Linked DNA regions of Mus musculus: regions 1 and 3 are each linked to region 2. Evidence: chromatin loops called from intact Hi-C (ENCODE). Cell type or tissue: left cerebral cortex. All regions are shown on one strand.

Evidence for each region. A loop is a pair of places that touch in the nucleus more often than their neighbours do. Peaks named below come from ENCODE experiments on the same cell type or tissue, not always from the same donor. Only the 100,000 strongest peaks of a DNase experiment are listed, where the experiment ranks them.
Region 1: it touches region 2 in a loop (5-fold over the local background); 2 of 42 quality-filtered maps call a loop at or near these places.
Region 3: a loop joins it to region 2, with 5 times the contacts of the local background. A loop is called at or near these places in 4 of 42 quality-filtered maps.

The regions. Positions count from the first base shown.
Region 1 is chr10:39,012,785-39,020,784 of GRCm38, forward strand. It overlaps Lama4 (laminin, alpha 4), which reads left to right. Exons shown (of 38, transcript NM_010681.4): 4 at 4,537-4,617. Among named protein-coding and RNA genes, the nearest start is that of Lama4, 51 kb to the left of the region's middle. In left cerebral cortex, no CTCF peak of the experiment used is centred here; DNase peaks (open chromatin) are centred at 4,792, 5,225, 6,162 and 6,528; H3K27ac peaks cover 1,008 bases.
Region 2 is chr10:38,905,076-38,913,075 of GRCm38, forward strand. No RefSeq gene overlaps it. Among named protein-coding and RNA genes, the nearest start is that of Lama4, 56 kb to the right of the region's middle. In left cerebral cortex, no CTCF peak of the experiment used is centred here; DNase peaks (open chromatin) are centred at 1,817, 3,440, 4,455 and 4,966; H3K27ac peaks cover 2,868 bases.
Region 3 is chr10:38,962,795-38,970,794 of GRCm38, forward strand. Lama4 (laminin, alpha 4) reads left to right here and starts at 2,721. Exons shown (of 38, transcript NM_010681.4): 1 at 2,721-3,355. The coding sequence starts at 3,161. In left cerebral cortex, a CTCF peak has its summit at 3,372; DNase peaks (open chromatin) are centred at 2,364, 2,480, 2,806, 3,188 and 1 more place; H3K4me3 peaks cover 2,745 bases; H3K27ac peaks cover 1,754 bases.

The DNA.
Region 1 (8,000 bases), 110 kb after region 2:
AAGGTTGAGGACCAACAGTAGGGCTGTGAGACTGGGTGTGGTGACATATATGGGCCATGTGGGCAGGTGCCTTAAACACAGAAGAAAGCCAAAGTAGATATGGCTTTGCCAAACATAGAACATAGTAACTTTTCTAATACTCTGTGCCAGGCACTGTTATACTTATAGGCACAATATTTACAGAATGGATAGTAATTGCAGAATGTAAATTAAATGAATTACTTTAGAGACTCCTAGTACTGTGTTGAGAGACAGCTCAATAGATACTGCCATGTATTGGTGAGGACCAGGATTTGGATTCCCAGAACCAGTATAAATGCTGGGCAGGTGTGACAACTTGTCTTTAACCCGAGCATCCAGATCACAGGAACAATCTGGTTACATCAATTAGCTGAATCACTGAGTTCTGGGTTCCGGTGAGAGACGCTGCCTCGAGACATAAGCTGGAGAGAATTTGAGAACAGTCGCTGAGCACATTTCACAACCATCTCTGAGAAATGCACAAGCAAACACACATATACACATATGCACACAACAAAAATCGCCCAAAGATCTGCCCCCCTACACACTGATAAGTGAAAAAGAAAAATGACAACCAGATTTCTCCCTTGTCTTCCCTAGTCACTTGAGGGATCAACTGCGTTCAAATCTTACAGCATGCCTGTCAGCCAGTGGAGTCAGAAGCTCTACAGTGGCATCTTTCAGAAACCATTAAACTCTTTCAGACTTTCCTTAGTGATCTGTCATGTCTGACAGTATTAGTAATGTGTGTAAGATGAACAGTCCTGAGAGGGAGAGTGAAGAGTACAAACATTAACTTTCCGTTATTTTCACTCAAGAATGTCAGCCTCATTGGGGTGTAGTCTTTAAATGCTCATCAAGATTCTGTTCTCAAACATCAATCCTAACCACATCTGAGGAGACTTTCACCACACTTAAGATTTACCGCATTTAAATATATTTACCTCTAGGTTCCTAATAACAAGCTTCACTTATTTGCCCATATGACGATGCCATATACCATTATCTGCTCAGAAAAGGATGTAGAAGCTCGGGCCTTAGACAATTTCTTTAGACAGGAACAGGAATTGGGAAAGCAATCTTAAACAGTTGCTCTTAATTACATCGTCATGATTTGCGCTTCTGCTCCATTCACATGGCAGGTCTTCCTCATCTCAATTATCTGACATTGGTGTCTTAAGGTATCAAACCTCTAAAATATGGTTCCCTACAGACTGGGGACCTTTGTCTACATGAAATCAGGCCAATATGAAACTGGTGTTTCTTGCCAGCAGTGTATCTATCCAACAGCTGAAAGCCATATTTCACTAGGTCAAAAGTACAGCAGATTTTACATGCCTGCAGCAAATGGCCCTTTCTCTTTTGAGACCGATTATCCAGTAATTTAGTTGAGCAAGAAGTACTGCTTCTGGCTGTTAGCCCTTCGATAAAAGCAGCAGAAATTGACAGCTAGGTAATGAGTCTTTGGCCCTCAGCTCAGAAGCAGTTTCCGAAGCCATCAAGAGACCACACGTCTAGGATCCAAAGCAGCAGCTGAAGGCCCTCAGAAATGCATTTCCATGTTGGAAGAGTGTTCACATACAAAAAACTTACAATCTTCTCTGTGGTACAAGACCTGATACAATAAAATCTGCAGAAAATTAAAACAAACACAAAATTATGCTATCTGGGAGTAAGCAACATTCTGTGGGGTGGGAAGGATGGATTTGAGAGGCCTCTGAGATATTGACACGTTCCTTTGTAGTGGCAATGGTTCTATTTGAGGAAAACTGGCTTCACAGGGGAAGGGATAGGTTAGGTTTTCATCACAAAACTGACAAGATTCAGCTGGGCCCCCAAAAGGTCTGCTTTTAGTATTGATTTAGTTCATGAACTATCTTAAGCATTAACCAGATCTATTACAAAAAGTCAAATGCCCCACTGTCATTTTCAGTTTTAAAAAAACTATTCATATTGCTACTTTCTATTTTTAAAAAAATAAGTATCTGTCTAAATGAAGGAGGTATCAGGCAACTTCTCAGACACACACCTAGTTTGGAATCTGAATTATACTGGAAAGATCTATGGCTCAAGTTGATGACCTAGGACTTGGGTTTTCCAGTTAACAACACATCCGAAAACAAAGAGAGAGGAGGAAGAAAAGTAACTTAGCACTTAAGAGTGCTTGCTGCTCTTGCAAAGAACTAGTATTCTGTTCCCAACACTCAGAAACCCAGAGCTGCCTGTAACTCCAGCTCTAAGAGATGGATACCCTCTCCAGGCCTCCCCAGGGGTCCTTAGAGGCTCACAGGCACACACAGACACACAGCTAAAGTAAAAGTAAATGTTATTTTTAAGCAAGGAGGTAATGCTTGAGATATGTAAGCAAACACATTTTTTTTATTTCGATTTTTCCTTAAACTTTAAGGTTTTCCCAGAGAAAATCCACTTTCCCCATTGCAGAGGGCACAACAGAAGTCAGAGTGGACTGCGGAAGGCATCAGGTTTTCATTTTCACATCCAATACTAGAGATTTCCTTAATTTTAATTTTAATTTTAATTTTAATTTTAATTTTAATTTTAATTTTAATGCTAGTGACAACAAAACTGAACATCCGTGGTTGGTACCACACTGCCTCAGAGCCTGCACCATGGAAATCAACCAATGGCCCTGAAGTGGTTCCCAAGGCCATTTGCATAGAGTCTACTTGTTTATTCTAGGGTTGACCAGATAACCTCCCTGTCAACCAGCAGCTGTGCTAATCACTCCACTTAAAGAAAATGAGATCTGTTTGAAACCATAAGACATCAAATAAATGTGCAGGACTCCAGACACCCCAGGCAGACGCTTCCTCTTTGAGCTTTAGGCTAGCTGGCTGGAATACCTTCAAAGAAAGATACACGAATATTTGTTCTTTTTCTGGATACAAAGGGCAAGACTTCTTTAGGTCAACTAAGGAATAAGATCAGACAAAATAAAGGGTAGAATGCCAAGGGAATGCAATGTCTTTGGAATGTTTTCACCAAACTGATGAGAAAATAAATTGTGACTATCACCTTTGAATGAGGAGCATACACTGTTTTTATCCTGATGTTATAACCACCTTTAACAAAGCAGACATACCCATTTGCTTTTCCCCAACCATCATTAGGTCACTCTCTGATTGCACAGTACAGAAGTCAAACAGAATGCAAAAGTCACACACTAAAGTCACACCCACATGTCACGCAACTTGTGTCTCACTGTGAAAATTTCCATACTTGAAAGGGTAACCCTCCATTTCTTCTGTCCCAGTAAATTAGGGTAGCTATTTATTCTGCTGGACCGATATTTTTTATTACTTTTCTGTTTTATATCTTCATTTTGTCCCCTAACTTAAGAAAAAAGAAGAAAGAGGAAGTGGGAGAAAGAAAAAGAAAGGAGGAATCTGAGGGGAGATAGATTATATAGATAGATACAGATAAATAGTTATAGATACGAATATTTTTATTATGGACCCTATTTCTTTCTTGAAGACTTGTTTTTGGCTCTTTGATCTACTTTGACCCCTTGATCCTTAGTCCGGAGACTTACAAGTACACAGAGAAAAAGGTTAAGGCTCTATGAATGATGTCATTTAGGACTGACTCCTGATCTTTAAAAACAGAGGTTGAAGCTGGGCAGTGGTGGCACATGCCTTTAATCCCCGCACTTGGGAGGCAGAGGCAGGAGGATTTCTGAGTTCAAGGCCAGCCTGGTCTACAGAGTGAGTTCCAGGACAGCCAGGGCTACACAGAGAAACCCTGTCTCAAAAAAACAAAAAAACAAAAAAAAAACAAAAAACAAAAAACAAAAAAACCCAGAGGTTGAACGTAGAAAAACTAGACAGAAACTTCTAACACAGAAAGTGGCAGAAATTTGAGAAAACTCTATACAAGTCTAAAATTTACCAGTAAATTTTCTATTTCTGGGTTTTGAGCATATATTTTAAATTTGCATTTGAAAAGTAAATATGCACATTTGAATTTATATTTACATATTTGAATATATGTATATATTTGAAATTTTCTATATGTGAATTGAAATTATTACATATTTGAACATATACTATATATTTTAATAGTTATATACATTTGAATTGAAGTTATGTATTTGAATATATCATATATTTGAATACTTATATATATTTGAATTGAAGTTATATATTTGAGTATATGTGTGTGTGCATATATATACTCAAATATATACATGCATACACATATATATAAAACCTGCTATGCTAGAAATCCCCACAGCTTCAAGCAAAACTAATAAACCACCTCTAAATAGAGATGTGTAATGGTATACCTGGGAGATGGCCTCACATGGAGTAAGTAGGGTTTTCAGTCTGGGCTTGCTGGTCCAGTCTCCCCTGAAAGGTAACAGTTTAAGCATAATGCACTTGTTTGGAGGACAACCAGGTAGAAAGGACCTAATCCAAAGTTCAGCCAGCCCCTTTCTCCAGCATCACAGATTGGTGACAATGAGATGCCTTCTAACATGTGTAACAATTCTAGCTTTGCAGAATCCTGCTACAGGAAAAATGGAGCTGTTCGGTGTATTTGTAAAGAAAACTATGTTGGACCTAACTGTGAAAGGTAAATAGAAAAAATTCTTTCTTTTTTTTTTCCTGTTGGGCTGGAGGAAGCTTTGTGTGTGTGTGTGTGCGTAGGCGAGCATGTGTGCACACGCACATGTGCACATCAACTCTGCTGTGTTTCTGTTCAAATGGTTTTGCAGTTGATGCACAAATTGGGGGTGGAAAAAGCATTTCAGAACCCCAAGTAGGGTGTTGTCCTCAAACTTCATGTCTCAGAACAGCTACGATAGAATCTCCCCTTGTGGTCCAGACTGGGGTCATATTTCGGAATATGATGGGGAAGGAAGGAAATGAATCTGGGTGTGCTGGGAAGATTCTCTAGATGACTCTGGTGACAGTCTCTGCTCTCTCCAACACTACAAACCAGTACTATAATTATATCTCTCCAATAAAGAGTGAGACTTGCTAAATAAATAGAAAGTGACTCCTCTCTTGAATTCTCTATTGCTCATAGAATGAGAAATGAGCAAAGAACTAACTGGTTATTTAATCCTCTCATTATTCCTCTTCTTACAAAATAAAATCCACAAGCTTGGGTGTTCTGAATCCCTGTTGGGTGATTACAAAATGTTCTTTTTAGATGCTATGTGGTTTGAAGAAAGACCTCAGGAGCTAAGCACGGGAGGCTCCCCCTGAATGATTTCCTAGTAAGATATTTGCCATCCATTCCGTCAGCTACTCACTGTTCTCTAAGATGAAATGCCTTTAACTAAAAGAATCTCACAGAGAGGTCTTCATAACAGAGACACTGTGAACACTTGCCTCACTATTGGACTCAGGCAACCTCGTGATGTTGTAATTCCATAAAGACAGGGAGGGAAGGGCCAGGGTTACAGGCCAAACATTCAGTCTAGCAGCATATCCACAGGCCTCTCACCTCGTGGACAGCATATGCAGGCCAGCTCCTCAGTGGGACTCACAAACTCAGCCTGTGGCTTAAGAAATAAATCCTTAATTATAAAGCTATCTGTCTTCTAAGAAATCACCTTGTATCTCTCAGAGTTCTGAAACTCAAAAACAGCCACAGCTTGTGGTAAAGAAAAGATACCTCTATGTTGCTATACTAACTTTTAAAAGTATCAGAGGTAGAGGTAATTCTTGTACCTGGTGAATAGACGTTTCCTTTCCATCAACGTTACAGGTGGGAAACAGAAGCTGAGGACCCACATGGTTATCAGTCCATGGGAGGATTGGCAAAGGAGATGACATGGGGTGATTAATTAATATTTGTGACACAATCATTGCATGCCTCCTTATTTGGAGACAGAAATACAAGGCACAGAATTTACTCATTCTCTGGCTCCATAGATCTGAGGTGATTGTGTACCAGGCTAGGGTGGGGCTTTGTCTCCTGTGTCTGAAGTTAAATTCTGTATAGTTTGATTAGGACAAAGCGTATTGCTAATGGGTCTCTCCAGAGTCTGCCAGGAGGAGTTAATGGCTCTGCTGATCAAGTGCCAGACTGGTACACATAAGACTTCTATGGGGATACAAGGGTTCCCACCCTGACACAGGGCAGAATGCCCACTACAGACACATGATTGCAGATAAATAATTACCCTGAACACATCAGAAGCTTGTGGGATCTGCCATTACCCAGTAAGCCAAGATCTGATATGATGTTTATATTGCCCTGGAAAATTTATGTTGTAGAAAGAACTCCAGTTGCATATTATATGGTAGAGGAATTCTAAACAGTATGCCACAGAGATATTTGCATGACCATGTTTTACTGCACTGTTCACAGTGAGCAAAGGTATGGAAGAAGCCGAGAGCTCTATCAGTGGATAAGTAGATAAGACAATGCATATTTATGCAACAGAATTTTATTCAGGTCTTAAGCAGAACTAAATTATGACATTTGTAGGGGAGAATGGATAAAACTGGATAAAGGCAATTATGTTTAGCAAACTGAGCCAGATGGAAAAGATGGGCTTTTGTGTTTTTCTCAGAACATAGACTTAAATGGGCATGTGCAGGTGCAAGTGTATGTGACACAAAAATAGAAACAGAATTAAGAAGAGGGAAAGAAAAAGAGTAAGGCAAGCGTACACACACACAAAAAAAAAAAACCCTAGTGATATATATCATGAAAACAGAAGGCAGGACTGTTTGGGAAGAAAGGAAACCAAGACGGTGAGGAGAAGGTAGATAGGGGGACACTTGAGGGGCAGATTTTTTTTACAAGTATAAGTGTATGTGTCTGTGTGTGTGTGTGTGTGTGTGTGTAACAGAGAAAGAGAAAAAAAAATATGCCATGACAAACCCATTACTTTTCATGTTAAAACTTAATTTAAAATAAAATACATAAAATTTTAACATTTATTTAAAGACTAGAACGAGCACTAGTTTCAGAAGTAGAAGGTGGGTGTTACAGAGATCCATCATTGGGCTGTGTCCAGACCACTCTGTGATGCTCTAGGGAAGTTATTTGACTTCACTCAGTATTAATTCCCACTCCCACACAATACGGGAAAGGCAGCACCTACCTCATACCCATACTGTGAGATAATATTGCCAGGGTTGAAGGACAGCCCCTGGAACCTAGCAAATGCTCAGTGACAGGTAGCTGGTGGCAAGTGAGCCATTGTAGCTACTGACTCATGGTCATCACTGGCATCAGGTGTGCCTGGGATGAGTTGACTCATCTTCCTGAGTCCCTTTCCTTTGACATTGTGAGGGCATTAGTGTCACCCCTACTCACCTCTTACATCCTCCCTGACTTACATCCTTACTGGTCAGCCCTGCAACCACTCTGAGAGGAGGTCACATTTTGTCATTGTGCTGATGAGGAAACTGTGCCAAGGGACTTGTCTGAAGCCACATTACTGGTGGTGGTGGAGCAGTAGGGAGTCAGGATTTGAACACTTGGGGTAAACACATTTAAGTTATTGTTATGTCTTTGCACTGGTTTTCCCAAATGCTCTCCTGTTTAAGAGCATCATTTAAACAAACCTCTGAGATGCAGGGGAGACATGCTAACCTCTTAGATCCTTCTGAAATGCTCTGCATCCACCATCTACTAAGGGACTAGAAGAAAGCTTCCCTTCTAGAATCTACTGCCTGCATGAAAAGGGTCAGTATAAGAAACTCTCTGAGCTTCATCTGCTCTTTCCTGTTCTTCCCAACTCTCCCCTTCACACTCCCTCCACCTAGAGAGAAAGTGCAGAGGTCCTGTACACCAAAACTTGGGTCTTACAGTGCAGGGTGGAGTGATTCTGGTATGAGTTCATCTAAGAGGCAGTCTCTTGTCCTTGAGGAACACCAAGGCTAGAGGAGGAGACACCAGAAAACCACTCACAAAAAGCAGTAAACAGTAAGGACTAAAGCCAGGTGCAGGTACATGCATACCCTTGTAGTCCTACATACCTGAGGCAGGAG
Region 2 (8,000 bases):
CGGTTCTAAAGCTGTCTCAATTCAATTAGGCTCCCAAAGGCCAGATGCTGAGGGTTCCCAGATGCTGAGGGTCTCCTCCCCAAGCTGGACTTGATTGGCAATAAAGAATTGCCACACAACCAATGGCTTTGTAGGTAGACTGAGGCCGGACCTGGGCATTTATTTGCCCAGGCTAGGCACAGGGGGAGAGAGGAAAGAAGGTAGAGATTGCCATAATGGTGGGCACATGAGAATCAGGGAAAGTGGCCACACAGGCCACTTCCCCAATTATGTTTAGGGTAGCAGAGATGAAATATAGATTTTATAAGATGTTAATTCAGAAATACTGGAGGGGAGTGTTTGCTAGCCAAGCCTTTGGACTAGTCTTTAAAAATGAACTGGTGAGTGTGTGTGTGTGTGTGTGTTGTGTGTGTGTGTGTGTCTTTCATTCATGTATTCAGAGGGCTCTGGTGAGTGACTGAGTACACGACCCACTGGGAGCACAGAGTAGTTAGCTAAGATTACCACTACAAGGGACACTTAGGGACATAGGGCACCTCTGCTTCGAAGACAGTGGGAATCAGGATACCCCAGACACATAAATGGTGTCCTAAGGAGATATTCCAATAGAACGGAGGTACTTTTTCTTCTTCTTCTGTTTTTCTTTTTATCCTTCCTTCCTTGTTGAATCAGAAATCCTGGCAAGCCAACAGGTTGGAGGGTTACAATGAAGTTTCCCTTTAGCTATACTGAATACTAGTGATGCCAAGAAAAACTGCTTCCTGTACAGAGACTCAAATAAAAGCTTTTATTTGTGTACACTCTTTCAAAAATTTAACATACCTAGGTTTTAGTTTCTTATAAAATATACTCTTGCTTTGTAAATTACTTTGTAGTCCAAAGCAGAAGAAATACTATTACTCAAAGTGTGCAGAAATTCTTTGTGTGAGCCAGGTGAAGGTAGAGCTGAGAAATTAATGAGCCCCACACAGTGTTCACTCAAGGACCAACAGAAAGTAGAAAATGATACAGAAGTTTGCTTTTATAAACTCTGATGTTTAGGATAGCAACTGTCACACACAGTCAAAGGTGGGGTCACTTAAACCACAGCAATCCAGTTTTGTGCTTTTTACCCATGCTTTGGTGTTGGAAGTCGGTCAATTGACAGTGCTCAATTGGTCTGAGAACAATAAGGCAATGTGTTTCCTGACATTGCAGACATATACTGATGGTCAACTGCTCTGAGAACAATAACACAGTGTGTTTCCTGACACTGCAGACATACATTGATGGCTGCCTGTGGCTGAAACGCCACTGTCAGCATCAAAAGAACAATCTACATTTCATTCCTCACATGGAAACAAAGGTTTAGACGCATCTGAAGAAAACAGCTTTGACTTATTCATTTTTATAGAACCAATGTATTGAAAGCATAAACAAATCTAGGCTGAAATGGGGACTGTTTATTTATTCAATCGTTTGTAAAAATAATCATATGAGTCACAGAACTTTGCTATTCTCTTCTGAAATACAGCCTAGGATTTTTTTTTTTTTAGATGTAGACAAAACATACCACCAAGCCATCTATAAGCAACACAAAAGGAAATGCTTTTTAAATAATTAAGAACACTAGCTAGCTGACTATAGCTGAACATTTGACTCAATATTTACCATACCTTGCTCTATTATTCTTTACTGAGGACCCACTGTGATATAAGTGTATTATTCAGTAGAGGATCCTTCATGGCAAGGAGTAAGAAATGTCCCAGCTCAGTTATCAAGTGGCAAATCTTTTCCCTCTCTTGATTGTGTTCAAAACACTTTACAGTTGCTTCCAATCCAATCTCCTACATTAAACACACACAGATCTACTGTCGTTGCTGGGCAACAGAGAGATGAAATTTCTGCAAAAAAGAAAAAAAAAAAGAACTTTAGTAATACTGAATAAAAAGAATAAATGCATCCCAAGAGATAAGGTAAAACAGAAGCCGTTATTTCACAGCAGCATTGCAGAATAGCTAAAGGCAGAAGAGAGAGAATCTGGCTGTCTGGGTTCAAATCCAGCCCTTGTCTCTTAATACCCACAGCCCAGAGTGAGTTATTTAACCTTAAATGCCCAACTTAAAACACCCTAATAGCAGATCTTACTGCTGAGCTGTTAGCACTGAATACTAATGACTTCAAGAAAAACTGCTTCCTGTATACAGATTCAAATAAAAGCTTTCATTACGTACACTCTTTCAAAAATTTAACATCAAGAGGTTTTAGTTTCTTATAAATAGAAATGTGCCAGTCAAACATGATATAGAATCTATACCATAGATGGAGCTACTGCTCAGAAAGTCTCTTGGCCAAGGACAGAACAAGGTTTTAAGCATCCTGAAGGCAATTTGGGAGGTCATTTTTAAATCATTTATTCATTTTACATACCAATGTCAGTACCACTTCTCTTTCCACTCACACAGGTCCTCCCACCCCCCACCCCCATCCCCACCCCCACCACTTCTCCTCTGAGAAGGGGAAGCCACGCACCCTGACACTATTTATGATATTCACTTATGCTTACAGACAGGAGCCTAGTGTAACGGTCCCCTGAGAGGCTCCACCCAGCAGCCAATGGGAAGAGATGCAGAGGGTTACAGCCAAACATTAGATGGAACTTGGATGTCTTATGGAAGAGTAGGTGGATGGATTGAGTCTTGTGGAAGAATTAAAGGAAGAATTGAGGGAAGGAAGAGGACAGGAGCCTCACAGAAAGACCAACAGAGTCAACTAACCTGGACACCTGGGGGCTCTCAGACACTGAACCACCAACCAAAGAGCAAGCACAGGCTTGACCTAGGTCAGCCAAACATGTGTAAAGATGTACAGCTTGGTCTTGATGCAGGTCCCCAAACAACTGGAGCAGGGGTTGTCTGTGAATTTGTTGTCTGCCTATGGAACCCGTTCCCTTAACTAGGCTGCCTTGTGCTGCCTCAGGGGGAGAGATGTACCTAGTCCTGCAGGGAGGCCATTTTTAAGAACACAGAATTACAAACTGAGTCTGCAACACAGCCCTTCCTTTCTAGAACTCGGATATTTAAGAAGTCCCAAACTGAGTTATCCCCAGGGCCCTCCCAGCTCCCCCAGCACATTACAGCACAGAGCTGTTCCTGTGACTTGAAAGATCTCAGTACCCCTGTGGTAAAGCAGAACAAATGTAAGAATGCTCTACAAGATTAACTGCAGCGTAATCCTGACTCTGTTGGGAAGGTCTTGGATCCTCTTCAACTCAGCGCTGAGAGACTCCCAGAGTCTCACAGTTGGAAGGACCAAGTTGAAGCTTTTAATTGTGAGAGCATGTTTTACGTGCAACCAGAGACTGTGTGCTCCAGAAGGAGCAGGCAGACTTGAGAGGCTGCCAAAGAGCAGAGCCCCACCAGCTGCCTGCAGCTTGCTGAGAGCCGGCCTTCTCAGCAGGGCTGCGAGGGCCCACTCACCAAGCCTGGAAGATGCTTGCCTGTGACTCAATCTAAAAGAATACAGCCGCCGAGGAGAGAAAGCGGAAAGCTACAAGAAAGCAAAAACAAAGTGCTGTCCATGCTCTAGAACCGCAATGCAACCCTCTGAAATGGAAACACCAGCTGGAGACTTCACTATCAGAGAGGGAATGCTTTGTCGGCTCTTTGGAGAACAGGAGCAATGAAGGCAAACACCAAGGAGATATTTTCTTCATTCTCTCCCTCACTCCCCCCACCCCTTGCCCCAACTCCCGCTTCTTACAAACCATCCAAGACCCTTGCAGTTCACTTTATTTATCTCCACTAAGCAAATTCTAGATAGTAATAGAACTTCCTTTTCTTTGAAGATAAGCAGGAGGGAATGTTGTGTGTGTGAGAGAGAGCAGGAAGAGCGGTATCAGAATATCTTTATAGCTCATCTGGAAAACCCCTTCATTTAGTGGAAGACACCAGAGCTAATACAGGGTAGTGTTGAGCCAGCTGCAAACCTTTCTGGGTGGGTCCTTCTCAAATCTTTCCTAACTTCCCTGAATGCAAAATGGGAGAATCATAACACTTATCTCTCTGGAGGTAAGTTTACTTCTCTAAGGAGAAATAATAGACCTGTTCTAATATTTTAATATGAAAAGTCACCAACTGAATGCCCCCAATTTGAATATTTCTATAAGATGCTTGTTATCACTAAAATTGGTTGGTTTTTTTTTTTTTTTTGAATAATGCCCTGAAGAAGAACACAATGTTTGAGAACATGTCCCTGACATCTTATTAAAGTAACACTGTGTGTTTACATCTCAGCCTTCTGGAAATCTGTTCTCAGAAGGAAATAGGGACTTGTTGCAAAAGTAGAAAGTATGATCTTTAGCCCTGGGAAGCTTATGATTTAATAGAGTGATTGGCTGGACACAGAGCCACATAATAAATATGGCAGAAGCAAACATTTATACATAGCTGAGCACAGCTGCATAGGTTTACACAGGTGCTAAATAGCATACGCAAGAGAAAAGTTAAAACAGCAGGGCTTTTTACAGCATTTGGCAACTAGAATATAGAGCAATATAAGTTTAGAAAAATGCTTTTTTTGGTGCTGAACAATATAGAGAGGCTAAGGAAATTCAAGACAGCAGTGGGGTAAAAAGAAACTCCAGATTATAGAAAGGGCATCTATGATAGATTAGAAATGAGTAAAACTGGATTGCGGTTGAAAATTATTTATTGAGTATATCCACTGTGTCAAGCATTTGGCTTTATGTGAATCATGCCATTTAACTCTCTGAGGCTCGGGGAAATTAAATGACTTGATGCTGGTTTACTCTGGCTCCAAAGCTGCCCTCTACAGCGTTTAACTGCACTGTCTTGCTGTTGTATAATAGAAGAGGAGAGACGAGGACTATTTGAGAAACAGCCAGGGAGACTCATGACTGCTTACCTAGCCCCACCAAGCCACAAATGAAAACTGCAACAGTTCCAAAGCTTGTTGAAGAAGCCAGGAGTTAGGGATGAGGCAGACTGCCCACAGCATGAGGGTAGGGTGGTGGTGTGTGGGAGGTGTCAGTTGGGGGAGGTATACATAGATACTACCCAGGAAAAGTCAAGCCATCCCAACTCTGTATGGAGGTAATCAGGAGGATACTAGTAATTTACCCAGTGATAACACCAATTAGTAAATGAATAGGGAAAATATCTGCTGCCCTAATATGTGCTTTACAAAGCAGTGAGTTCCTAAAGATCATGCCATGCCCCTTAATCTACTCACCAACACAACAGAGAGTTTGGGATCAGAAGAGACTAGACTTCAACCCTACTGACTCTGTGACCTTGGATAAGCTTTATTCTGTACAATTTATAATGTATGCACACTAGGTCTATTTTAGTTTTATGGAGAAAATCGATTGGTTTGATATCAACAAGAAACACACAGAGTTTGGGCCATTGACAGTGGCCAGATGGCTTCAGTATTGCTATTGAAGACATCATAAGACAAGCAAAACACTTCTCAAGATCTTGAAAGTAGACAGAGGCATCTCCTTTTCTTTTCTGCATAGCTATCTCAGTCAATACTGTCATCTTCATGTTAAACAGAACTCTGCCACTAAGATTGTTTGGTGAGGCAAGTACATTTTTCTGTGGGTGGTACTACCTATTTGTGTGAAATGAACTCCCTAGGTAACTACAATCCCCATGAACACTGGTAACCATGCCCTGTCACTCTGGTGGATGACCGATCACCCTCCTGATCTGAACATTTCTGCTCAAGCTTTGAGTTCCTCTCAGACTTTCTGTGATGCCATCTCAGATACAATCACACCAAAGTTTGCATTACTGCTTAAGGACGACACCCACATTGTCAGGGGTTTTGTTTGGGTGCTGTTCTGTCAAGATGATGTGGTGTGGGGCAATGAGCTCAGTCTATTGCAGCTGTTCATCATTACCCAGCTAGGCCCACGAAGCTTCCCAATTAACCTTAGTGTGTAATAAAGCCAATCAGCGAATGAAAACAAGAATTTCTCACTTACTGAAATGATGTTTAGCTTGTAATTGCTGCCTAGGAATGTCAAATCCAGAAGAAAACATTAGGGAAATTGCTCTCCTCCCAACAAATTGATGTTTGGTGATTTTTTTTTTAATCAAGACTATCATTTGATAGACTAAGGTATCTTATCCTAACTTCAGGATAAGCTTAGAAATATATCTTGTCTTTTGATGTAAGATTGTATACTACAGCTTAAAGCATGAGAATTATGACACATGTTATTCTTCTCACTGGTCCTGTGGCTTAAGTTCTAGGTGTCAAAACCCCCTAGACAACCCTTTCATCGTCACTCCCCTCCTCATCTTGGTGCTCACTAATCTAGTCTCCTTTCCATAGGCTTTTTTACAGTTATAAAAATAGAACTATAGTATGTTACTTTTTGAGACTGCTATTAGTGCTTTTGAGATCCATCTAGATTGTTGTTTGTGACAAAAACTGGCTCAGTGGTTATACCATTTCATGATATGAAACATTCACCCACTAAAAGGACGTTCAAGTTGTCCTCAATTTTTGACTTAGAATTAAGGCTAGTGTTATGAATAGTCGTATAGATTTTTGTCAATCTAAATTTTTATTCCTCTGGGACTAATGCCCAGCAGTGCAGTGTCCTGCAATAGTATCATGAATAGTTTAGCAAGAAAAACACCACATATTCTCACCAGTGATGTAAGCTAGGTTCTCTACCTACATTCTCCCCAGCTTGGAATGTGACCACTAGTATTTTTTCTAACCATCTGTAAAATAGGGAGTTATATCTGAGTCTGATTTCTACACAGAAACCAGAAATAGAAATAAAAGTTTCTGAAAATCCTTTGCTGGGTTCCCATAACCAATATTACAGGTAACAAAACCCAGCTCATCAATAATCTCTCCCAAGTCTCACATTCTATTTATCCAGGGAACTTTTGGGCATCTGTTCCCTCAAAATAAGAACTCAAATTGACAAAAAAAAAAGTGTATATAAATAAAATATTCATAATGGCTTTAATCCTAATAGGCAAAAATCAGAAATAATTTAAATGTCCCTTGGATGGGTGAATTATCCCTCCTGTGCCTCCAGTTTCTCCCCCACATTTTCCCATCCATAGTGATGAATTATATGCAGCTTGTCTAGCATCCTATTGTGTTCCATATAGAATCCCTGATTCCAACTTGAAAGTCCTCCGAATGAAGCTGCAGCACGCACAACATTTGAAAGCCATTCTGGCCCCACAGTTGGAAAACAGTTTAAGTATTTGTTCAGTCTTCTGCCAGCCACTTATTCATCCATCCAACAACAACTGGTTTAGGACTTCATATGTGCCCAAGTGCTGGAGAGGGCTACTGTGGTTATTTCAAGGAACCACAAAGCCTTAGTGCTAAGTCACAATGATGAAAGAACCCAGAAGTATAACACATGGGAAGGAGTAAGGATAGGAGTTCAGAAAGCTGAAGATAGTATCCTAAAAAAAGAGACATTGAGAGGTCCACGCCAATGTAGTTGTGTATGTATGTGTATATGTATATGAATATGTATATGTATATATTACAAACATATATATTTATACATGTACATATATATAAGTATATACATATTTACAACATGAAGGTACCACAAGGCACACAAGATCCAAAGGAGAGAACCTGTCAAAGAGAAGTAGGAAAAGGGTGGTGTTTCCCTATACCATATGAAAGTGTGTGTTGAAAGATGACAACAAAATGGCGGGTGGTTTGTTTAAAAAAAAAAAAAGTAGGAAATTAAGTATGTCTAGAACAGAAAGGAAAAGGATAAAATGAAATCAGGCATTTTAACTGTATTACTTTTGTGTCTCTGATAAAGTGATAACAATAAATATGGGTCAGTGGCTGTGAAAGAGTTAGGTTTTCCTTAAGCAAACAGGAAATGCCAACTGCAACTTAAAGGGCTTCTACAAGGGCCACAGGGAATAGCTCTTACCTATTAAACTCTATTAGCATCATGGCTTTTGTTTCTGACCCTGTCCGTGAGTAGT
Region 3 (8,000 bases), 58 kb after region 2:
AGGCTGGGAGTAGCCAGAAAGGGAAATGGCTGATCATAGCAAGCAGGAGGTCTCCCAAGCCACAGGATATATAAACACGGCTGTTTTCCCTCTGTAGGAAGTGCCGTTCTATTCATACAACTTCAAAACATTGCATAATTAAGTTGTCTTTACTAAGCACGTACTTTATATATGTCAGTGCGTATTGTTTTATTTACATTATTTGTTACTCCTATTAACTCAGTGAAAGGGGCATGAGTATTCCCATTTTACAGGGGGTAAAACTGACTTTTATGAAAGACTGAGTTTTGTGTCAAACTCTTAGAACTACTTATAAACAGGCCCAAGATGAACTCTGTTAAGTTTCACACAAAAACCTGTGAGTATATGTGTGTATATATGCACATATGTGTATATGTATGTGTGTGTATTTGTATCTATATATCTTATCATTTGGCAAAAAAAACAATAATAGATAAGAGGGGGAAAAACAGAGCATATACTTAATATAAAAAAAAGTTTATAGGAACCAGATAAATACACCCAATTCCCAGTGCTAAGCACTGTAGAACATGAATACTAATGGCAGGGCAGAAAGAGAACATCCCTGGTTAAAGAACAATTGTAGAAACAGCTGATAACTAAGGAAGAGTAAGTTGAGTTCTTTCAAAAGCAAATGTGAACAGTCTGGTTTGCTAAAGCACTCAGTATCTGAAGCCAGGCTCTGTGTGTGTGTGTGTGTGTGTGTGTGTGTGTGTGTGTGTGTGTGTGTGTGTGCACATGCATGCATATGATAAATAATGATAATATAATTATTTAAAGTTATAAAGTTAGAGAGTGTAACAGGATGCTGAGCGCTGCTATTCCTCCTCAGAATCTGGCCACCTTCTCCCTCAGTAGAAATCACTTAAAGAATCATCCAAGTCAAATGCACACTTCATGTCTTTCCCTTAATTCGCATGCTAGCCAATTTCTATGGGGGAAAATATGACAACTTAGTTCAACGGTTCCTTGTCATATTATTGTTAGTCTTTAAACAATCTGTGAGAACCCTTTCTACTTCCTCTGACACTAGCTCTTTCATGTCACCTCATTTTATTATTTAAAATCAAGAATCTTACTCTGACCAGGCACACACTCATTTCCAGCACCCATAGAAGCCAATACAGCACTGGAGGCATTTATTTCATTATTGCTTGTTTTGTTTATTTTGTTATTGTTTGTTTTGCCAAAAGAGCTTTATTGACAACAGATTAATTAAGGACATGAGCGGCTCAAGTCTGTTGCACATATTGGCAGGTGTAGAAAGGAGTTAAGTGGTCTAACAGGGGACGTGGAAGGGGTGTTGGGATAATCCACACCCAGCACACAGGTCCAGTGTCTTGGCATCATTACTATAATACCAGACTACTCCACCATTGCCAAATGCATGTGACAATGACCACTTAGCTATCGGCATGAAATTAAATAAAATAACTCATGCAAACTGTTGGTGCATAGAAAGCACTCCAAAAGTGAAAGAGACCACCTACCCCCCACCCCCACCCCCACTATCTCTATGTCCCAGCTCAGGCTTTATCTTATCAGTTTTGGTGTTACAAACTTGAATCAGAGCTTCAGGCCAAGAAGGCTCATATTTAAGCTTCAATTCAGCTTTCTATCAGCTGGGTGGCCCTGGGGAATCGCTCATTCTTCTTCCACAGCAAGGAAATAAAAGCCCTACTATGCGAGAATGCTGTGGTGTTTACAAATGTGTGGAAAGTGGCTGGCACATGGTAGAGAATAAACAGTTGCTTATGTGTATAGCTTTAGAGCCAACAGCCCATTCGGTGAAATGGGGCTCATGATAATGTTCACAGAGTTGCCTTACTGTGTAATTATAATTCCCAATACCTTAAAACTGGCCTGAGTGTCATTATATGGCTATCTTGCTCATCTGATCATTTTTAAGCACTTTGGGGCCTTCCCTCCAGAGATACCTAAAGCTCTGACCTGAAGCCCATGGAAATAAAGGCACCTATCACTGGCAGTGGATACTAGTCAGCTCAAGGGCAGCCCAGCGTAACTGCAGCCTGAGTTCTATGGAAGCCTTGGAAAGGTTGCATGATTCAGACAAATGTTGTAGGCATGAGATTGCAGGCCAAGAGGAAGAGGTCGGGCTACTATGAGCTGTGGGTCGCATATTCGACAGGCTCATACACTGCATGCCTTGTTCTGGGTCCTTCACAAAGCACCTCTTTAGGGAAAACAAGATGTTCTTTGTAAATAAAAGTTCATGCATTTCAATAATGAAGTCATTTTCTAGTACTGTAGTGAAAGATATTCTCTCCAGCCCTCTGGGTGAGGACTCCACAGAGGAAGAGGAGTGGCCAGTGAAGAGCCACAGGCTATCCCTAGAAAAGGAGAGGAGAACGCATCCAGAAATGGACACCATGCCTCTGGCTCCTGAGGTCATCTACCTCAGGTTCCCTCCCGCCCCTGGAATCCTTTTTCCACCCACTTTCCTGTACACTAGTGGGGGCCACATACAAATCTATATAAATATAGATCAGACATCCGGCGCCTTGGCTGCGTAAATAAGGGATGTGGGGAAGCAATCAGGAACGCTGAATATTCATTTCGAGTCCTTGGAGAGACTCCAAACTGCGAGGGGGAGGGGGAGGGGGAGGCGGCGTCTAGGAAAGGCCTGACCTCGGGGTCTGAAAGCCAACTTGAAGTGGGAGGGCCTGGAAGGGGAAGGTGGAAAGGGAGTGGTGAGAATGAGTGTGGGAAGGAAGCCAGAGCCGCGCCGACCTCAGTCCCAGCCGCCAGGGAGAGGAGGTGGCCAGGAGCGCTCGCCTCGCTCATGCCAGTCTGCTCCCCTGCCTTTTGATGTTCACAGGGCGCTAGCTCCATCCATCTGTAAGTCCCAGAACCCAAGTCTCAGGAGCGGCGGGAGACCGGAGACAAAGTGAGAGAGGTGGATGGAAGCGAAAGACAAGCAGGAGAGAGAGAAGAGACCACGCTGACTCTCACTCCCTCTTCTTTAATACAACAAAGTTGCAACTTGGGCTCCTGGATCTAAATACCGCAGGTCCAGAGAAGACAAAACACCAGGCATCACTGCATCTCTTAGGGGGTACCCACCAAGACCTCCAGGTCCTTCACTCCAGGAAGGGCCCTGTTGAATATCTGCAGAGAGATGGGTTGGAGCACAGCTTGGTGCTCAGTCCTGGCCCTGTGGCTCCTCTGGTGTGCTGTCTGCTCCAACGCAGCGTCAGGGGACGGCAATGCGTTTCCTTTTGACATCGAGGGGAGCGCAGTGGTCGGCAGGCAAGACCCATCGGAGACTAGCGACTCAGGCGTGACACTGGGACGCCTGCCGCCTGCTGCTGAGGTACAGTACCCCCTGCCTTTGCCAACCCGCTCCACACCTGTGTCTACCGTGTCTATGGGCTGGGCCACAATCCTCTTTCTCTCTCCCCATCTGTTTGATAACCTAGGCTTTCATCTGGGCTAGGTCTCCTCAGTTGAAATAAAGGGCTCTGTTTTGAAAGTTTGACTTGGACGTCAGTTGAAAGTTGAGGCTTCCAGTGAGAGTACCCTTCATGTCTGCGTGGGTCTGTTAGACTACATGAGAAATGTATGCAGTATGCAGTGGTGGTCTTTTGGTGTGTTCCAATAGCCATTTTGTCAAACCTTGGCACTTACTGTAAGTGCCCCCTCTCTGTCTCCCTGCTCCTCTTTGCTGTTTGAACAATGAGAGCAATATCACTAAAAAGACCTATCCTGTCTCAAACTAAACAAAAGGTCTTCTGCAAGGCTGGGGTGCTGGGGGTGGGGGTTGTCTGTGAAGGAAGCTGTTAGAAAATTTCAGGGCAGATACCTTAAACAAAAGCAGACCATTCTAATCCAGAAGCAAGATTAAGTCAAGCTCCACTCCCAAAGTAAAGCTGATCAGGATATACTACTGGTCTAAGGTTTATTCAGTGAGCTACTGTTTTTATATATCAAGAGACTTTTCAGTTGAGAAATGGCTGAACTGTAGACATTGGAGGAGAAGGATGGGTCCACAGTAAGTGATTTAAGAGCCTCTGCGCCTGGATTACAGTAGCATGTCCAGGCTGTGGGGGATGCGAAGGAGGAGGAAAATGAAGTCACCTAAGTTCATGGGAAAGGAAAGATCAACTGACCTAACACCACACATGTACAACACACACACCACATACCATACAACACACATACACACAGCAAACATATAACACACACAAATATACATACCACACACACACACACCACACTCACACAACATACACACATACACACCACTCCACATACCACACAGCACACACATGCACACCACATACCATACAACACACATACACACAGCAAACATATAACACACAAATATACATACACACCACACACGCATACCACACTCACACCACACACATATACACCACTCCATATACTACACAGCACACACATACACACACCACACACTCATAACATATACACACAGCATATACACACACAGCACACACACATGCCCACACTAATATATCCATGTCTATAGCAATCATACAGCTAAAGTAGTGATGCAAGTTGCTAAAAGTCACTGAAGTCTCAACTGTTGCTCCTAATTCTACCTTCTGGTAATATAACTACAGCTGTTATTGTTGATTAAAAATAAAATGCAAGATGATCCTTAAGTAAAAGTCCTAGTGGTGCTTCCTCAAAAGGGAGGCAGGTGGGTAGAACCAGAGTGTACCAGTCTCTCGTTTCAGTGCATAGGGTCTACCTAAGGCTCTTTTTTGAAAGGGGCTTCTGATCACACCCAGTCACTGGGGACAGGTCAGAGCAGCCAAACTCCATCCATCAATGGAGAGGAATTGCCTCTCTGCATGCTTGGAACACACCCAGGCAACATTATCTCCACACCTGTTGCTTCCAGCAGGGAAAGTCCCTGAATGAAATGCTTGCCATAAGGACAGAATTGATATTGAGTATAATTCAATTAAACTTGAATTGCAGATAAACAATAAATAATTTTTTATCGTGTCCCAACTGTATGCTAGATTTTTTTCAATATTCATCTTAATTCAACTTATCTAGGCATCCTGTGTTTGAATATGTTAAATCTAAAGAGATGATCATATCATGCATAGTGATTTTTTTTCTGTATTTGCAACTCATAATAATTATTTGAATGTTAGAGGACCTTAAAGTTAATATTGAGACTATGAGCAATTTCTCATACAAGCATATGTCCAGGGCAACGTTAGCAAAGCATTTTAGAGGGCAGACTTGCTAAACATGCTTAAAGCGCAAGCATCTTGACTTTACCCAACTTGCTGATGAAAGAAACAAAACTAAACGCTCAAGGCTTAGGGAAATTATTGACAGCTATTTTAAACTTTATGTTGTTGCCGTGGCAAACGTATTACAGTGTCTGACATAGGTAGAAGTGATTGAACATGCTGAGTTATTACCATAAATGGGTTACATTATTTTTTTTAATCCATATTTGGTGCTATTTCTCAGAGACTTTTATGCTTCTATCTTACTTAATGTTTGTTAATATTGGATCTATGTTTGTCTGTATTCTTCCAGTCAGAAAGACTGTCCCATAGTAGGTTAACTGTGCAGTACCGTCATCGTTTACCATGTGTACTAGTTGAGGAATTTAGGGAAGAGAGAGAAGATACCGGTCATCCCAGGGAGGATCCCAGTAGCCAGGGTGGAACGCCACATTTACGCTTCCCAAGGGTGGTTTCACATAACGCCCAGCTTGCCTGTGGTCCCAGGATGATCCCAGTGCCCTGCCAGCAGGTTTCCCATGCTCTTTATAGCCAGTAAGCAGATCTTAAATCAAATAGATTCCAGAGACTTAATAACATGGCACAACTACTTTACTGGGTTGGGTCAGGAAACCGTATTTACATAAACCAGAATACGGTCACATTATTCATAGGAGGGGTTCAAAATGTGGGTGGGAGGGTACGCTAAAAATATTTCCACTTTATTTGAGTTGGATTTATATGAATGGTCACTCTTCAACCAACTCTCCAAAAGAAGGAAGAAAAAAAAAAAAAAGGCAAGCACGGGTCAGTGGGAGGAGCTTGGCAGAAATCCCCTAATGCTTTTCCCCCAGTTCCCCTGTCACTGGATGCTTGTCCTAAGGAGGCAGGGTCTCTGACCCACAGTAGTGCTCAGTGTGAGCTGGGAGCAAATGTGAATGAAAATTTAACACAATGAAAGGACAGACAAGGCTGGCAGGCCAGGAAGGAAGGGCCCACCTTTGGAAAGACTTTCCCATAGGATGGAAAGAATGTGAAAGAGACACGCCCAAAGAGAACTCTACATCTTACTTGAAGATTTTCCTACCTCCTGCTTCTTGACAAGCAATTTACTGAGTCCACTCCTGCTGAGCACATGGTGACAGCAGCGATTTTTAGTAGGCAAGGGCAGGCAAGAGGGAGACTAGGAGTTTCAGAAGGAACCTTCAGTATCCTGACAAGACTTTAAAGAAAGAGAGGCTACTCACTTTGTCAAGTATACTGTAGCAAGTAATAACTAAGTTTAAGGTGTGTGTGTGTGTGTGTGTGTGTGTGTGTGTGTGTGTGTGTGTGTGTGCAAACGTGTGTATGTGTTATGAGAGTGTGTGTGAGTGTGTGTATGTGTGAGTATGTGTATGTTTTGGGTAATATGTTGGCTCAGAACTTTCTCTGCTTCACTATAGGACTGATGCAATTTCTAAAAATAATGAAACACAGGCAGGGCAATCTTCATGTATGGATTTTGTTGAAATGATCAGAATCCAGCTAAAGTTTTCGTGACTAACACAGAAGTACAGGGAACCAGAGGGAAAGAAGGAATGGAGAGAGAGTGACACCAGGGAATCAGTATCAGAGTATCCTTGGGGAAAGAGATTTTTGTTTACTGAGACATTGGGCAGGAGTCCACCAAGGTTGAGAACACTGGGCTAGTGGTGGAAGCTAGATGGAGGCCAGTGAAAGGCATTGAGAAATGTGGGGCAAAGGAGGAGTGCTGGGAGAGCCAAGCAGGAGTGGGTAGAGCTGGGCTTAATCCTTATTACTGGTTTTGATAAATGAGAATAAGAGAAATCGATCATAAAGGTGAGGAACTTCCCTGAGAGGAGAACAAAAGACTTCATGGCCTAACCTGAGTGGGGTTTACTGTTAATATTACCAGGCTAACTTCCCTCCAAAACTGTCATTGCTTCATAAGCCCATGGCCATCCCACTCTGGACGAACTGACTTGCTTAAAGAAGCACTATAGAAGGCTAACTCTGAGGGACTTTCCCTCTATTCTTCTCAGCGTTGACGTGTGGTCCCATGCCCGAACACTTTGTTAGGCTCCCTGCCATTGAAGGGTTGCAGAATGTTTACGGAAAGTCTCTATCTCTTTCACTATCTGCTTTCCTTTCCTTATCTCAGCCCTTGCCTTGAAAAAGACTATGCAGACTATAAGTCTTCCAGCCACTAGCCTGGGCAGCCATCCTGGTCTGCAGTGCCAGCGCTAGGTTAGGCCTTTGGAACCTACATTTTCATTCACACAACAAGCACATTAGAGACTTACCTTGTACAGAAAAAATGTACAGGTACCAAGAGGGATTAAAAGAAAATAAAGAATAGAGTTTTACCCTCACATTCAAATAGTAAACAATCTGACAGAAAATAATACACCAAGCACTGTCCAAAGCAGAACAGACTGATGCTCTGTAAGAGTGGCTATGAGTTAAGTACCACGGAGAAAATGAGGTAGAGCAGCAAGACATGATATTCTACTTGCCAACAGCAAAGATTTTATACAGCTTACTTTAGAAAGACAGGGATGTTGTAGTAGTGGCATAATTAACACTACCTAAGACACTTCCTGACACCTCCATGATAAGTTAGTAGAACTATACAATTATCATCTCAATTCACAAACTTGGAAATAGGTAGAAAGGCAGCTATACCGGAGGTGTTTACCTGTAAAAGCAACTTGACTGTGCAGGAATATCTAGAAAGTATAT